2 separate regions of the Homo sapiens genome follow, and region 1 is linked to region 2. A link is a loop called in an ENCODE intact Hi-C map of the cell type or tissue named here. Cell type or tissue: HepG2. All regions are shown on one strand. Links, peaks and the distances in the headings refer to the core of each region. The heading gives the core; the rest is flanking DNA.

The links. Peaks named below come from ENCODE experiments on the same cell type or tissue, not always from the same donor. Only the 100,000 strongest peaks of a DNase experiment are listed, where the experiment ranks them.
Region 1: a loop joins it to region 2, with 2.9 times the contacts of the local background. A loop is called at or near these places in 4 of 110 quality-filtered maps.

Annotation. Positions count from the first base shown.
Region 1 is chr10:115,023,335-115,031,665 of GRCh38, reverse strand. LOC107984272 (a long non-coding RNA gene) reads right to left here. Exons shown (of 3, transcript XR_001747595.1): 2 at 7,271-7,385. It overlaps LOC124902509 (a long non-coding RNA gene), which reads left to right and starts at 1,810. Exons shown (of 2, transcript XR_007062297.1): 1 at 1,810-3,813; 2 at 4,894-5,154. In HepG2, for the core only: a CTCF peak has its summit at 5,092 (motif pointing left); no DNase peak of the experiment used is centred there.
Region 2 is chr10:115,090,688-115,099,018 of GRCh38, reverse strand. It overlaps ATRNL1 (attractin like 1), which reads right to left and starts at 5,654. Exons shown (of 29, transcript NM_207303.4): 1 at 4,976-5,654. The coding sequence starts at 5,268. RefSeq lists silencers at 5,084-5,363, 5,454-5,583, 5,614-6,123. In HepG2, for the core only: a CTCF peak has its summit at 5,145 (motif pointing right); no DNase peak of the experiment used is centred there; H3K4me3 peaks cover 1,252 bases; H3K27me3 peaks cover 2,569 bases.

The DNA.
Region 1 (8,331 bases), core at 229-8,228, 67 kb after region 2:
TAAATTAGTTCAGCCCCTCTGAAAAGCAGGGGTTTTTTGTTTTTTGTTTTTTTGAGATGAAGTCTCACTCTCGTGCCCCAGGCTGGAGTGCAATGGCGTGATCTCAGCTCACTGCAACCTCCACCTCCCCGGTTCAAGTGATTCTCCTCCCTCAACCTCCCGAGTAGCTGGGATTACAGGTGCATACCACCACGCCCGGCTAGTTTTTGTATTTTAAATAGAGATGGGATTTCACCATGTTGGCCAGGCTGGTCTCGAACTCCTGACCTCAGCTGATCTACCCACCTCGGCCTCCCAAAGTGCTGGGATTACAGGCGTGAGCCACTGTGCCCGGCCAAAAGTTGAAATTATTTTTAAAAATTTAAGTAAATAAATTACTTACATAAGAAAGCCTGCAGTGAATAAGAAAGGCACAGAGAGACAGAGTGTGCAAATAACTAAATAATACAACTAAGAAATTGATTCAAATAAAGATAAATTATGGTGACTGCCAGGAAGGAAATGAACAGAGTACAAAGAGTGAGAATAGCTGAAAGAGGTCAGTTGAGGCAAGCTGAGAAGACATCTGAACTGGAAGGATGAGAAACAGGCTTTGTGAAGGGGTGGGAGTGTCTCTCAGACAGAGGGATGGATAGCAGGTGTAGGGCTTGGAGGCAGGAAAGGCATGGTTTGTTAGGACCAGACAAAAGGCCAGTGTGGCTGGAATGGGAAGGTCAGAAGGAGGGAGGGAAGACTTAAAGTGGGGAAGGTAGGAGGAGCCAGGGCATGCCAGTTCATGGCAGGAAGAAACTGGAGTACATTAACACAACGTGGAGAAGAACATGCCAGCCTCTAGAGCCGTCCAAATGGAATGGGCTACTTTAGCAGGCGGAGAAGCTCGCATCAGCCAAAACTCGTCTCCAAGGTTCTCAAAAGTGTGTTGCTAGAGCCTTTGGGCCTAGAGTTTGGCTTCGCTTTTATTCTTATCACATTGCATCTTGTTAGAGCCAATCCCTCCCTCCAGCCTGAGGAGCTTTTTTCAGATAAGCATCCAGTGTTCTCATCTGAAAGCCACAGATAAAAATGTTGACTAGGGCAGAGCTCTTCCCAGCTGGCAGCTAAATCTGCCCTCCAGCAGAGGTTAGAGGACGTTATTAGGGATGTAAGTGAGGGACGCAGGCCTTACAGGGGAAGTGGATGACCTTACAATCTCTGCTATTTCTGACAGTTTATGAGATCTGTGGACTACATTACAAAGGACAGCACACATTATGGTGTTAGTGGAAGTTTAGGGGATCTTGTCTTCATGAAGATTCAGGATGTAGATCTGGGAAAAGAAAATCTTTTCTCAGTAGTATTAAAGTAGAACCATTTTTACTATAGATGATCAATATTTCTTTTTATGCCAACAAAATACCTCTGCAAGGTTCCGGTACACATGGTATCTTTTCAGCAATTGCTTTAGCATTTGGACCCTGGGAGATGTTATGAAATACACCAGGCCACTCATCCACTCATCACCTGAGGAGAAAGGTGTGTGATAACCATTGTGTGCTGGGTCCTTTTTAAACCTAGAAGCAGTTTATATTTTTGCTACTATTAGAATCTTCCTATTTAAGAAAGCTGGGCTTAAAAACTAACATTTTGAGGAACCACTTCCCTTAAGCACTGAAGCACAGCAGGCAGAACCAATTCTTTCTGGAAACTTCAGAGCATCTAACAACAGATCAATATTTTTGCACTGTGGCCAAAGTCCAGCTCCATTTGTATTGCCGCGAATCACCTAGAGCTGGAAGTGTTTAGCTTTGCCACCTTGATTCCCTAAGTGCAGGTGCTCATATGCTTATGATTGTTTTTAATTTACAAGATTAGAAAAATGGGATTCATCTTATAATAATGTTAATTTTTAAGGCATTTTTATTAAATTTTTTAAAATTGTTCTCCTGAAAATACAGAAAAATTAGAGAAGGAAGCTGCTAAGTGTGCCCCACAATTCCACATCTGACCAGTGTAAACACAGCCCTGCTTCAAAGCAGACTGTTGCAGCAAGTCAGAATTCTCACACTCTATTACAGAAGAGGCCCAACTAAAAGAAACAGCAGGCCAGGCACGGCAGCTCACACGTGTAATTGCAGCTACTAATTTTGAGAGGCCGAGGCAGGCAGATTACCTGATGTCAGGAGTTCGAGACCAGTCTAGCTAACATGGTGAAACGCTGTCACTACTAAAAATACAAGAATTAGTTGGGCGTGGTGGTGCATGACTGTAATCCCAGCTACTCGGGAGGCTGAGGCAAGAGAATCGATTGAACCCAGGAGCCTGAGGCTGCAGTGAGCTCAGATTGTGCCACTGCCCTCCAGCCTGGGTGACAAAGTGAGACTCTGTTTCAAAATAAATAAATAAATAAATAAATGAGTGAATGAATGAAGCAGCAATCCCAGCAAAAGATCTCCAACAAAAATCTTAGCATTGTCTTCTTCTCTACTATTAGATATGCCAGGTGAGAAATGAGATGCAGTTAGAGCCACTTTGACCTGAGTCTATTTCTCAAAGTGTGGGCCCCAGATCACCTGCATAAGGATCATATGAGGTGGGAGGTGGGATGGTTCTTTAAGGTAAAGATTCCTGGGCTCTATCCTGACCCAGTGAATGAGACTCTCTGAGGATGGAGCCCAGGCATTTGCTTTCCTTAATAAGTTGTCCATGTGATGATTTTAGACATTCTGAAGTTTGAGAATCACTCCAGCCATAGCTGTCTCCTCTCCAGTGGGCCACAGGCACCACTGACCCCCCAGCACACAAACACAAGGGGAATCTTTCTGCACTAGCAGCTTAAAGGCTTTTCTTGGATGGTCTTTTTGGTATATTTTTAGTCAAGTAATAAAAATAATGGCAAACAAGTGTTTACTCTGTGCTAGTCATCATCCAAAAACTTCTATTTTTATATTTACTGACTCTTATAATAACCTTATAAGGTAGGTTTATTATAATCCCCATTTTATAGAAGAGTGAATAAAAGCACAGAGAGGTTAAGTCACTGGCCCAACATCACACAGCCAGGATTCAATTCCAGGCTGAGTCTGGTTTCAGAGTCCACACTCTTAACCTGCACCAGGCTATTACATACCTCAATTTCCTGTAATGTGGCCCCAATCCCTTTGTCTCATTCATTTAGCAAATACCTCATCTTTGAAGACTAATAGCAATCCTGCCTCTGTGAAGCCTCTCCTTACTCCATGAGGTAGAGTCTCTTTCTACTACGTGTGAGAGGGGAGATGGAGACATAGGGAAGTGGCAAAGCTAGAGAGGTAATAAGGGCCAGGCAGGTCACAGAGAATGTCTTTGAGGAAGAAGGTCAAAGTGAGGTGCCTCTCTGGGAGCTGCTGCGCTAATCCAGGCGAGAATGGTGGGAAATGAATGATGGATCACTGCAGCAATGTGCCTCTTAGCCCCACCCGACACTGTGACATATACCACTTTTTAGCATTGTCATTAAAACCACAGTTCCGGCTGGGCACAGTGGCTCACGCCTGTAATCCCAGCACTTTGGGAGGCCGAGGCAGGCGGATCACCAGAGATCAGGAGTTCGAGACCAGCCTGGCCAACATGGTGAAACTCTGTCTCCACTAAAAATACAAAAATTAGCCGGGCATGGTGGTGCGCGCCTGTAATCCAGCTACTGAGGGGGCTGAGGCATGAGAATCGCTTGAACCTGGGAGGTGGAGTTTGCAGTGACCGGAGATCATGCCACTGCACTCCAGCCTGGATGACAGAGCAAGACTCCGTCTCAAAAACAACAAAAACAACAACCACAGCAACAACCACAGTTCTTAGGTAAATGAAGGTAACCAAACATTATAAGACTCATTGCCATCGAATGTACCTGGCAATCAAACCGTGAAAATGCATGCCAGATTTCCTAGACTTGAGATAAAATTTCCCACTATTTGCAAATCAGCACAGGTCAGAGTAAAAGGCCCAAAACAGGGGCCCGGGCCAATGTGCCAGTGACCTCCTAAGGCAGGACTGAGTCTTTCATCATTTTTCCAAATTCTCAGGACAGTGTAACAATTGACAGATGTTTGTTGAATGAATAAATGAATTCTGTATGACCACATGACATTTTCTGGTACCTCAGTAGAAACATCAGTGCTGGGGCAACAAGCTTCCTGTCCTTCTCAAACTTTCCCTCCCTCCAAACCAGGAGTCCTGCATTGCTGTGGAGGGTCATTACCCTTCCTTCATAATTGGAGATGTACCAAGCGACATGATAATGCCTCATATTTATGTAAAGCTTTTACCCAAGCAGATTGTAAATCCTTTTAAATAGTCTGATCCATCCCACGATAGTGATGGGAATTGGGCGTTATTACCATCCTCATTGTGTATGCAGAACCAGTTAGACCTGAAGGAAAGTTAATGACTTGCCCAAGGTCACCGCACATGAGCTGCCCAGGCAACTTCAGAAGCAGGCTTCCTAACTCACAGGCTGGCCCGTTCCATCCTGTGGTCCTTCCCGCTCTCTCTGGCTCCTAAGGCCATTTGTGGCAGTGAACATCTGCGAGCTCTGGTCACTTATGCGTTTCCTGGTATCTGATACTCTTTCCCTCCCCACCAAGTGCATTTCCAGTGTGACAATTACTCCATCAGCCACTCCAAGCAGGAGGATTTGAAAGGAGGGCCGCTATTTTCCATGAGTGCAATTATTCATGTGCACAAATAATTGAGCACATAATTGGCTAATGGGGAGTGCAATCGGCCACATGTGGGCATAATTAGCCACTTGCCCCTCATTTAGAGGGTATAATTATCAAAGCAGGCAATTTTATATCTGGGGATAAATTGCGCATGCAGGAGAGAAAGACGGCTAGGAAATCCGGTCCTTAGTTACTTTTCATGTCCTTTTATTTCCAGAAAAGCATTTTAAGGTAAAGGTAACCTTCTGATTTCAATTGCCCGTTTGGATCAACCATCAGACCCAGTCATGGAGAGGACGCAGAAAATGGAATCTAGGAAAGAATGAGCCAGGATCTTGTGGACCGAGCTGAAGCGTGAATCTTCCTCGCCAGAAACACCCCAGCAACCAATTACCCTGGACGTGACGCCGAGGCCCACCTAGTGGTCAGCCATCTGCCTAGGCAGACAATAAAGCTCAATTTTTCTCCTTCTCCATTATTGTGTATCATTTTTGCTTTAGCAGTTTTAACGTTTTCCTCACTTTGTGGTTTTATCATCTCAGAAATGCCAGTTGGCTTGGCACAGCAAGTGATTTTGTTCGCTGCTGGAAGTGGGTCATTTAAAATGCTTTAACAATACCTTTAACTAGTCATTCATCTGGGGATGTACATAGAATAATAAATCGAGAACACATCTCTTTGTGCTTGTTCCAAGACCTGAGATGGCAGAGATTTTACAGTCTCTGCTGCGCAGCCCCCCTGCATTCTGGCTTCAACAGCTCTGCAAAACTTTTCCCACTCTCCCACTCAATCACACAAAAATACACTTGCTAACAGCAGATCCTAAAAATACATGTCACATGCAAGCACAAGGGAAATTTTTTTTAAACATGAATTGACTCTTTAGGAATATGCAAGCTGAATTTTTTTTAAAAAAAGGAACACCGAATCTCCTATTACACTATCCTTCATTTCCATCAGAGTATTATCTTCTGGGGGAGGGAAAATAGCACAGTGATTGGGGAGACAAGCTGTTTGGTGTTAGAAGGACCTCAGTTCCTGGCTCAGCTCTGGCACTTGCCAATTGTGTGACCTTGGATAAGTTACTGAAACTTTCTGACCCAATTTCCCTATCTGTAAAATGGGTTGTTCTGAAGGTCAAAGGGAATGCAGGTAAAACACTTAATGCTAGGCACATTGTAAGTCAGACTCAGGTAAGTGGGATCTATCATTAATATTAAGAGCCTCATCTTTTAACCTCTAACACACCTTATCTGTACCAGGCACATGGCACTCTACAGTATCTGTGTACAGCCCTAATTCTCCTCACCAAGTGGAGGGAAATGTCTTCTTACACATCTTTATAATGCATATGGCAAGATGCCCATAGGAGGTCTTCCATAATTGGTGATAAATGATGGTTCACAACAGCATGTGACACCCCACACTGACATGTGCTGACCTTGAGCACAATGTCACACTCGCTTCTATGGCTTCTGGACCTGAACTCCATCTCCACCCTTTCCTCTATTGTCACCCTCAGAAACTGGCTGCAGGGGTGGGGGTTGGGCGGTGGGGGTTTGCCTTTCTAATTTCTGTTTTCACCTCTTCAGCTTCATGACCTCTGCAGTCACTTCTATTTCAGCTACCTCAGCACAGCCATTCCCTAGACTTCATTGCCCCTCAGACCTGAGGCACCTCGAAATCTTGAGTTTTCTTTGACCTTGTTGATTTCACCTTCCTTACCTTCCACCTTGCCGGGGAACAAATGTGCGCATCTCCTCCCAACCCTGCTTTCTGTGACTTCACATTCATAGCTTGAAACTGGTCATGGTGGGAGTATTTGCACCACAGAAATAGGCAAATATTACAAATCAGGGCTTCCCCTCACCCCCCAGGAGAACCAACTGTTAACCATTTTCCAGGACAATACTGCATGTATTCACATGTATTTCTATCATAACCCTAATCCCTGCACACCTAACTATTCTCCATCATCCCCTATTGATTTCATTTACCTTCCTAGTTCTCCTCCAATGTCAGCGCTTAGTATATTTAATACATGCCATACTGTTCCTCAGTCCCACGCCCTTTGATGGCCAGCTGATTCTACTTTTCTACTCTCCACTTACGGGTAACCCCCATGTCCTCTTCCTCTATCTCACTCTTTCCTCCTACTACCCATCTCTCATCAACTTCTAATCAAGCTCCCACTGCTAATATTCTGACCCTTCAGCTCCTGGTGCCTGTACAGTAGGCAATGTTTTAAACAGGATAGACTCCACTCTGTTCATGTTTATTGTCCAGATACATTATCTCTCAAAGAGAGAGAGAGAGGTTGTACGCAGGTCTTTTAATGGCTAGTCTATTCGGTCCCTTTTTAAACCCAGGTTTCATACCAATGTAACCCTTCAGGCGGTGAGTTACATGTGGCATTTGATGCTTTTTTTCCCACTCGCTTCAAAGTGGAATTCTTTGCTGTGCAACACCACACGACTCTCCTAGCGTATCTCAGCCTTGAAGTGTTCACTAAAATTGATATCGCTCTTCCCTGAAAGAAGCAAGTCGTAAACATTGTCTTGTTTAAAATTAAAAATCTACAGTGAAGTGCTTACCGCAAGAGGAATGTGTCTCAAGGTTGTCTCTAATGCGCTTGACATTCCGTGTTCCTTTACCGAATGTTCATTGAACCCAGGCTGGGGTCGGACGAGGCTGAGGGAAGAAGCCAGCCTGAGGGAAGAAGAAAGGTTAAAGAGAGACAGGAAGGAGGAAGGCATAAAATAAAATAAAAAAGAATTATTATGTAGGACACTGCATGCTACCCTCTACGACTGCTCTGCACATGGGCTAAGTAAGAGACTGCAAACTGATCTGAGAACCTTTGCCCCATATAATCCTCTTGGAAATTTGAGAGATTTTACACTAACATTGAGATCTCCGGCTTTTTCTGAGAAATCTTCGGTACTGGCTACACTGGGCCGCAGTTCTACATGGGAACACAGTTGGCTGGAAATGAGTAGCAGCTGTCCTTTAACACAGGCGTGCACTCCCCAGCTGGAAACCCACCCACCCGTAATTGTTTTCCGCCCAGCCAGAATCATTTACTTATGTTGTCAGCTGGGCCTCTGCAGGCATTTGAGTTTGTGACTTCTACGCTGCAGGAAGCCCTGGAGCTTACCCACATTTCTAAAATTTCCCAAAGTGATGGTTTATAGGAGACAGTGGAATCTCATGATTTTATTCATCTCTGAACCGCTGTAGTGCCTTGTACAAAGTAGATGTTCAGTTAACTAGAATGAAGTGTTCACTGAATTAGATGAGTTAAACATCTGAGCAGATATAGGTCCTGGGTGGCCCTGCAGAAGCTCAAATGCAACACTGCTGCTGAGATGTGAACAGCAGAATGTCATTCACAGCATTTTAGGTTCTGCCCTCTGGGTAATGGTAGTTGAAGAGAAGTCCCATTTAGCTATGTGTACGGGACACTGGCCCCTTGAAGGGAACAAGTTAGAACCAGTACATTAGGGAAACTCCTTCTACTGGACAGATTTATTATTGGATCAAAATTTTAGTGCTTAATAAAAGGACCAGAGCACTAGTCATTTTGTCTTGGTTAAGATAGTTTACTACTGTGGGCCTCTGTTTCCTCATTAGAAAAACAAGAGTTCGTTGGTAG
Region 2 (8,331 bases), core at 220-8,219:
TGGTGACAGTTTCAGATGCAAATACATATGACAAAACTTATCAAATTGTATAATTTAAATAAATTGTACATTTTAAATTGTGCTGTTTGACAATTATACCTCAATCTCTTAAAAATTTTGTTTAAATAACTATCAAAATTATAATTAAACACCTCATTTTTGACAATACTAAGAAGGAAAAATAGTGCTATTAGGGCAGTATATAAGGGGTAACCTAGTGTGAAGAGTCAGACAAGCCTCCTTTAGAAACTAGTATTTAAGTGGCCAGGCGCAGTGGCTCACGCCTGTAATCCCAGCACTTTAGGAGGCCGAGGCGGGTGGATCACGAGGTCAGGAGATCGAGACCATCCTGGCTAACACGGTGATACCCCGTCTCTACTAAACAAAAAATTAGCCGGGCGTAGTGGCGGGCGCCTGTAGTCCCAGCTACTCGGGAGGCTGAAGCAGGAGAATGGCGTGAACCCAGGAAGCGGAGCTTGCAGTGAGCCGAGATTGCGCCACTGCACTCCAGCCTGGGTGACAGAGCCAGACTCGGTCTCAAAAAAAAAAAAAAAAAAAAAAAAAAGAAACTAGTATTTAAGCTAAGATTAGAAGGATGATCAGTAATCACCCAAGCAAAGACCAGAGAGGAAAGAGTTCACAGTTACGTGTATAAAATGCACTAAGGCCAAAAGGAATGTGACACTTTCAAGGAACTTCAAAAGGCCAGTCAGGGCAGAGGAAAGGAGGCCTGAGTCTAATCAGCTAAAGGGGCCAAATCATGCAGACACGTGTTCTTGAAAACCATGCTACTATGCTTCTACAAGTAACTTACCTTATCAATTTAGAATCTAAGAAACACTCAATTTAAATTATTTTAAATTCCTACTGTGTGATTATACACTTTAATAATGTAAAAATAATCCATGGATATAAATTATCCATTAAAATAAAACTTTGAAATAAAGAAGTCTTAGGGACAGGGAACATTCAGTTTAAGTTTATAATTACTGTCAGTTTCCTTACAAGTAAAAAGGATTCCAAATATATATGTATTTACATATGCATATATATATATTTGTTTTTTGTTGTTGTTGTTTATTTTTGTTTTGTTTTGAGACGGAGTCTCGCTCTGTTGCCCAGGCTGGAGTGCAGTTGCGCGACCTATGCTCACTGCAACCTCCGCCTCCTGGGTTCAAGCGATTCTCCTGCCTCAGCCTCCTGAGTAACTGGGACTACAGGTGCGTGCCATCACACCCAGCTAATTTTTGTATTTTTAGTAGAGACGGGGTTTCACTGTGTTAGCTAGGATGGTCTCGATCTCCTGACCTCATGATCCGCCCGCCTCGGTCTCCCAAAGAGTTGGGATTACAGGCGTGAGACACCAAGCCAGGCAATATGCATATATTTTTAACAGCTTAGGGGAAGAGTTTACACACTTTATTCTGCCCGTTTTTGTCTATAATAACAACCTAATTCCTGACATTATATCATTACATCTTCATTTTGCTGTCACTACAAATAGAATGCTTCATATATGTATATATAAATTTTTAAGAAGAGTCTCGCTCTGATACCCAAGCTGGAGCGCAGTGGCGTGATTACAGCTCACTGCAGCCTCAACCTCCTGAGCTCAAGGAATTCTTCCGCCTCACTCTCTCTTGTAGCTGTGACCACAGGTGTGTGCCACCATGCCCAGCTACTTTTAAAATATTTTTTGTAGAGATGAGGTCTCACTATCTTGCCCAGACTGGTCTCAAACTTCTGGGCTCAAGGGATCCTTCCACCTCGGCCTCCCAAAGTGCTGGGATTACAGGCCTGAGCCACGGCACCCAGCATACTTCCATTTTAAATGCGTGAAATGAAGTATCCAAATTTGACTAACCTAAGAGGGGTAAAAATATACCCCTTTATATTTGACTAATATAAAGAGCAATACTCTTTATATTTATATAAATTTATATAAATCTCTACTCTACAAAATTAATTCTCAAGGGCTCCCTTCTAAAAGAGAACGTCATTCAAATAGATTATAGCAGAATATTTTCTTGCTTAACATTACACTGAACTATTCAAATAAATACAACTTGAATTAGAGTCTGTATCTTTGATTATTATATTTCAAATATATTTTCCTATTCTCAATCCCAAGTCCTTTAGTCTAGCTTTGGGTGAAAAATCAATGTTCCTTTTGTTTTACCTGTGTAAGGAAGGAATGGCTTGTTATTCTGAGTGCTTTATTCTTTTCAAATGGAAACAGAAGACTGGAATCAATGCTAAGAGAACTGAAGTACCACTTTTGATACTATATTTGCTTCTGCATTTCTTCCCCCAACTATCAATCTTCTATCCTCAAGAAACATTTGAAGAACATTTTTATTCCCTGGCGAAATCCCTATAGTAGAAAAAAAGCTAAGTTACCATGGAGCCAACCAATTAATTTTGACACCTGCTTACCAAGATTGATCAATCATTTTTAATGTCTGTTTGTAAGGTTGCTATCCTTCAGTTTAGAAAAAGATTTTCAAGATAGTTAGTGAAGTGAGATTTTCTAGTTAAAGCCTTTCCCACTGTGTTATTACTTCAAATGCCAGGTAAAACAAGCTACTATCTTCAAATAAACCTTTCATAGGTTTATTTGCATGTACTTTACCAAGAAGAATTCTTTTCTACTATACATAATCCTTCTCTTTAACATTAAATACCAATGTGTTCTTTATCCCCAAGAGTATACATAATAAAAACACAGATCGTTACACCAGTTATATTTACTCTAATTAATAGCTTGTATTCCACAGAGAAATGCAAAAGCATTTACCCAATAGAGTACAATGAGTCCTAGGAAATAATAGCTTCCAAGGAAAAGATGAATACTCAGTGATTAGCTCAGGATTTATTGTTATTTAACAATATCTACATCAAATATCTATTCTTCTTCTACTCACTAATGTATTTTGTTTATGAACACCACCTCTCAATGTTATTTAAGCTAGTTTTAACTTGATCTGTGATCTTTTTAACTGGGACAACATCTGCTAGTGAGGTCACAGGCTGCTGATCCAGCTGATTAACAAGTTCCGCTACTTTAAAATGAAGCTTCTCAGGACTGCAGCAAATTTTGTCCTCTTTAGACAAACGGAGCAAACCCACCCACACAAAAGCCAATATCCCTACATATAAATCAGGCACTCTCCCTATTTATGTAAAAAAAATGTAAAAAATGGATGAGGCTTTTTCACTGCTGACTACCAGTTTACATGTTCAAAATTCTCTCTTGCTAGGTAAAGACGCTGAATTCTACTGTCATAGCAAACGTTTAAGAACACAAGCAAAAAAAAACAACTAACAAGCAGAATTCATTAAGATCTCTTTCCTCATCTTGAAACACTTTTTAAACTTTTAATCAGCATCTCTCCTAATTTTTTTAAAAAGTATTTTTAAAACTACATTACTATACTACCTTTAAAGTATAAACCCTAGAAAAATTTCAACCTATTGCATAAGTTTCATAAAACTTCACTTTAAGATTTCACTTCCAAAACCTACTAGTTAATTTAAATCATAGACTCTACCTAAAATTTTAAAGTGCCATTTTAAAAATATACATTTTTACATTGAGTTTTAAGGGACATTTATTTTAATCAGTAATAGTAAGTTTTTTTTTAAAAAAAAAAAAAAAGGAAAGTATGCTGTGTTTAAAATTCCAGGAAATTGTCCTAGAATACATTAATAAGGTGAACCAGTCTTACCTTTGCCTTAGAGCCCAAGAGAAATTTCACCTAGATTTTGGCTATCAGCCTAACAATATCAGTAATCTACAATATTCAAGAGCCACAAACCAGCCAGCAAACTTCATATTAAGTATCTAGAAGACTAAGAAGCTGACTTTCTTAATGACTGTTACCTGCATGTTGTTAGAAGCCTGCCCCAATATTAAGTGACTTTTGCTACTCCCCTACACTGTGACCCATTGCTTTTTATATCAGGCAAGAATGTAATAAACACCAACCAGTACGAAGAAAGTACCTTCACCTTAGCAAGCAAACTTCTTAGGCTCCTTGAGCTTCAAACAAGCCAAAGCGATGTTCCCGCACAAAAGCTGACAGTGAATTAACCGATCAGAAAAAAATCCATTATCCTCACCACATAAAAACGTCCTTCTATCTAACCTAAAGTCACCTTTGTATTTCTCAATTCAAGATTGTCCTAGCAAATACAACACAGCAAATTCGTTAAAAGTACACATTCTGGAGTGTGTACTGGCTCCAGAATGTGCCAGCTGATTTGGAATCATAACTCGGCCCTTACTACTGTGTAATCCTGGCCAAGTTACTTCAATGTATCGCCTCGATTTCTCTCCGTAAATCCAGCATAATAATTCTAGCAACTCACAGAGTTGTTGTAGGGAATAAATGAGAAAATTGACATAAAGCGCTTAGAAGAGTGTTTGGCACTTAGCAAGTCCATCATAAACTCTACTTATTAACATCACTATGATGACTAAATAAATGTTAGAAGGGGTCACCTCTAGAGAGAAGAGAATGGGGAAAGAGAGAGGCACTCATAGATCATAACTGAACCTTTACACTTTTGTGAATTTTTCACAATGCGCATGTATTTCATAAGTAACTTGGACAATTTCTGATTTTTAAATATTATCCCAAGAAAATGGTGCTGGGCATCATAACTGATTGTGAAAATGTTCGTGCTGAGCAGCGGATCAGAAGTCGCTGCGGACATCTGGAACGCTCGAGAAATGCCTAGCTCCCCGTTGGTCAGGGCTCCGCGCGGGCCCGAGCTCTCCCGGGGCGCCCCGGGGCTGGAGGGGGCGCGGCGCGGGCCCCACTCTCGCCCGCTCCCGCCGCGCGCTGAGGTTCACTCACGGCCGGGGGATCAGAGGCAGCGACGGGGGCGGGGGAGGCCGCGAGGGGGGCGGGGAAGGCCGCGACGGGAGCGAGGCAGGGCTGGAGGTTCGGGGTCCGGCGAAGGCACTTACTTGAACCTGCCCTGGCAGTGCTGGCACTGGTCCCCCACCCAGCCCGGGTCGCAGAGGCAGGTGGAGTTGACACAGCGGCCCGAGAAGCAGGAGCCGGTCCTCTCGCACGGCTTGGACTGGGACACCTGCGCGTAGAGCGCCAGGTAGAGGAAGCCATAGCACAGCAGCCAGCTGTTCCCGTCCAGCAGCCAGGAGGAGGCGCCCCCGCCGCCGCCGCCCGCCGGCCGAGCCCTCCACACCCCCGGGGCCGCTGGCTGCGGGGTACCAGTGCGGGCCCGGCCCCCAGTCTCCATCTTCCCCGGCGCCCCTGCCCGGCGAGACTGCGCTCGCGGGCGCCGACAGGGATGCTGTTGAAGGGAATTCCGGCCGCAGAAAACCTCTCCGCCGCCGCTTCTCCTCCTCCTCACCGGCGCCCGTCCGAGTCCCGCTCCCCGGTCAGGAGGGACAGATCCCAACCGCCGTCGCCTCCGCTCGGCTGCCTCCAGTCGCACTCGGGCATCGCCACCCAGTCTCCCGACCTTGTCCTTAGCGGGCCGACCCCACAGCCGCGGCGTCCCGGACCCGGCCGGAGGCGGGGAGCGGGAGGCGCAGACTGCGCCCGGCGCTCCTGAGGGGACCTGACCGGCAGGAGGAGGGGACCCCGCGCGCGGCCCCGCCTCGCCCGCGGCCCGCGCCAACTGCCTCGGCTCCGAGCGCCGCGCGCCCAGGAGGGCGGGGGCCGAGCGGGCGCCCCGAAGTGGGCGCGCCCAACGTGGAAGGGGGCGATCAAGGAGGCGGCGGTCAGCCCCGCCTCGCCCGCCCGGCGGTCAAGGGCGCCCCGGCAGCCATTCTGTCTCCGGTGCCTCGAGCCGGCCGCAGCGGCAGCGCCGGGAGCCCACGATGCGTGGGGCCGCCCCCCGCCCTCGCGCGCGCCTACACTCCTCCCCACAGGCCCGGCGCCTTGGTCTCGCCCCGCCCCTGACAGGGACCGGGGACTCCCCCACGCGCGCGCGCCCACCCCGCCTGGCCCGCGCGCTGACTGGAGACAGGCCCCCCAGGTGTGGCCCGCGTGCCCTTCCCCCCGGCCGGTGCGGGCACCCCGGCCCCACCCGCACCCCGCGCCCCGGGAGCCCCACGAATGAGAGATCGACACAGGCTTCGCAGCTTCAGCAGAAAAGAAGTCCTTCCCGTCCGCCGTCTGCAGCTGCAAAAGTGCAACGCTTTTTCCCTAGCGCTTCCCCCTTCCTCCGCCCCATCCTCCTGCCTATTTCTTCTTTTTCTCTTAAGAGAGAAAAACTCCAACAACACACAAAGAGCTGAGCATGTGCAGCAGGCAAAAGCCTTAAAGGCACCGCAGTCCGACCACGTTGTGGGGTCAGCGAGGGCTGGGAGGGGCGGGGATTGGGGACTGCGAGAGGCGCGAGGCGGTCTCCGCGGAGGGACCTCCGAGGGGGAGCCATTGCTGCCTCGGGAATAACGAAGCCCGCGCCCCCAACAAAGAACTGCGAGGCTCCGAGCCCCGCGCTCTCCACCCCTTACAGACGCTGCCTCGAAACCGCACGTCTCTCCTTTTCTGCTTGTCAGTGCTCCCTCCTCCATCTGGGACGATATTCTGCCTTGAAAAATATTGCAGCATCGGGGCTTTTTTTCAGAAGAGCAGAAGTGATGCCCACAAAAGGGCCGTTTTCCTTCCTCAGCAGCACTTTTTCTTCTTCAGATGACTTTCCAAGATTGGCTGGCATATTCTGAGATTTTTGTTTTGTACTTTGGTGCCTTCTCTAAACAGTTGCCTTTTTATTTGACCCCCTTGAGAAAGGAAGCCAAACACACATTGCAGCCATATATCCTCGAGTTACAGCAATGTTGCTGGAGTCCCACCAAAGAACAGGCAGTATGAAAAAGAATTCAAAATCCACCAAAGGCACTTCTCACAGAAAAAAAAAAAAAGAAGAAAGAAAAGTTTGTTGTAACTACATAGTCAAAATATTATTGTTAGGATTCAACTCGTGTTTATTTCGCGTCAGTTCTTTTCATGTCTCTTATCCCCACTTGCAGATGAAATCCTCCATTAACCCCATTTTGCAGATGAGAAAGAGCAACTCAGAAAGGTTGAAATATTGGCCAATGGCAGGTTAGGAGTAATGAACTGAGCTTTAGACACGAGGCCTCTGACTGCTGTGCTTTTTTCACTGCTTCTATTAGCAGATGCTTTGTTCTTCCTTCGGTGAATAAAATATACGTGTTGGCTTGGTTTAAAAATACCTCAGCAGTGACTTAAGGAGGAAAAAATAAAAACAAAGATCCAGAAGGAGTTGGCTCCTTCGCAAGGAAAAGAGCAAAAGGAAAACCACGATTCTCGTTGGCATACAGAACAAATCATAATTTCCATAATTTCAGGGTTTTACCAGTATCAAAAATGTCCTTATCAAACCTAGAATTAGGATGCCCTCTTCTTCCCTTAACATCTTTTCCACATCAGGCTGCCCCTTAGAGACTTCTTGAAATGAGTGAAGAAGCAGAGGAGAGAACACTGCAGACACCAGTTAAAAGGAAGATCCTGTTCTGGATCACATCTTTTCATTTCAATGACTGTGAAATCCAGAAGAATTCTTTCTAGTGTCAGCCATGCATGAACACTGTCTGCTGCTTTTCCATTCTTCTCCATCTGCCAGCCAAAGTCAGCCGCATCTTTCTCACATCTAAGGTAGAGTCGCTTTCAGACGTGGGGAAAGTGGCCAAACTCTTAAAACCGTCAGTGAGTGTGAAGGTAATTCAAAGGGTGCGCTGTAGTCCCTTTGACGAGAGAGATCACAGCTCAGTCACATACTGACTGTAGCCTGTATTTGAGCAGAGCTTGCCCATTAAAAATATACTCATAAGTGGGAGTTGAACAATGAGAACACATGGACAGAGGGAGGGGAACATCACACACCAGGGCCTGTTGTGGGGTGGGGGGCTAGGGGAGAGATAGCATTAGGAGAAATACCTAATGTAGATGACGGGATGATGGGTGCAGCAAACCACCGTGGCACGTGTATACCTATGTAATAAACCTGCACGTTCTGCACATGTATCCCAGAACTTAAAGTATAATAATAATTTTAAAATACATATCTTTTAATTGAATAACCACTATAATCAGCTCAGTACTTCACATTACACTGAAGAACATGCAGCCCCACGGGCCTCCTCTCAACATTGCCTTTAGAATCAAGCTGAATATATTAAATTTATATGAATTATTCTCACAAGGATCTCAGAATTTTCACTCACCTTGTATTTTGTTTCTCTCTCAAACACTTTTAGTCAACACTTACTGAGTAACTATTATGAATTTAAGCAAGAGAAAACAAATATGAATAAAGCATGATTTCTAC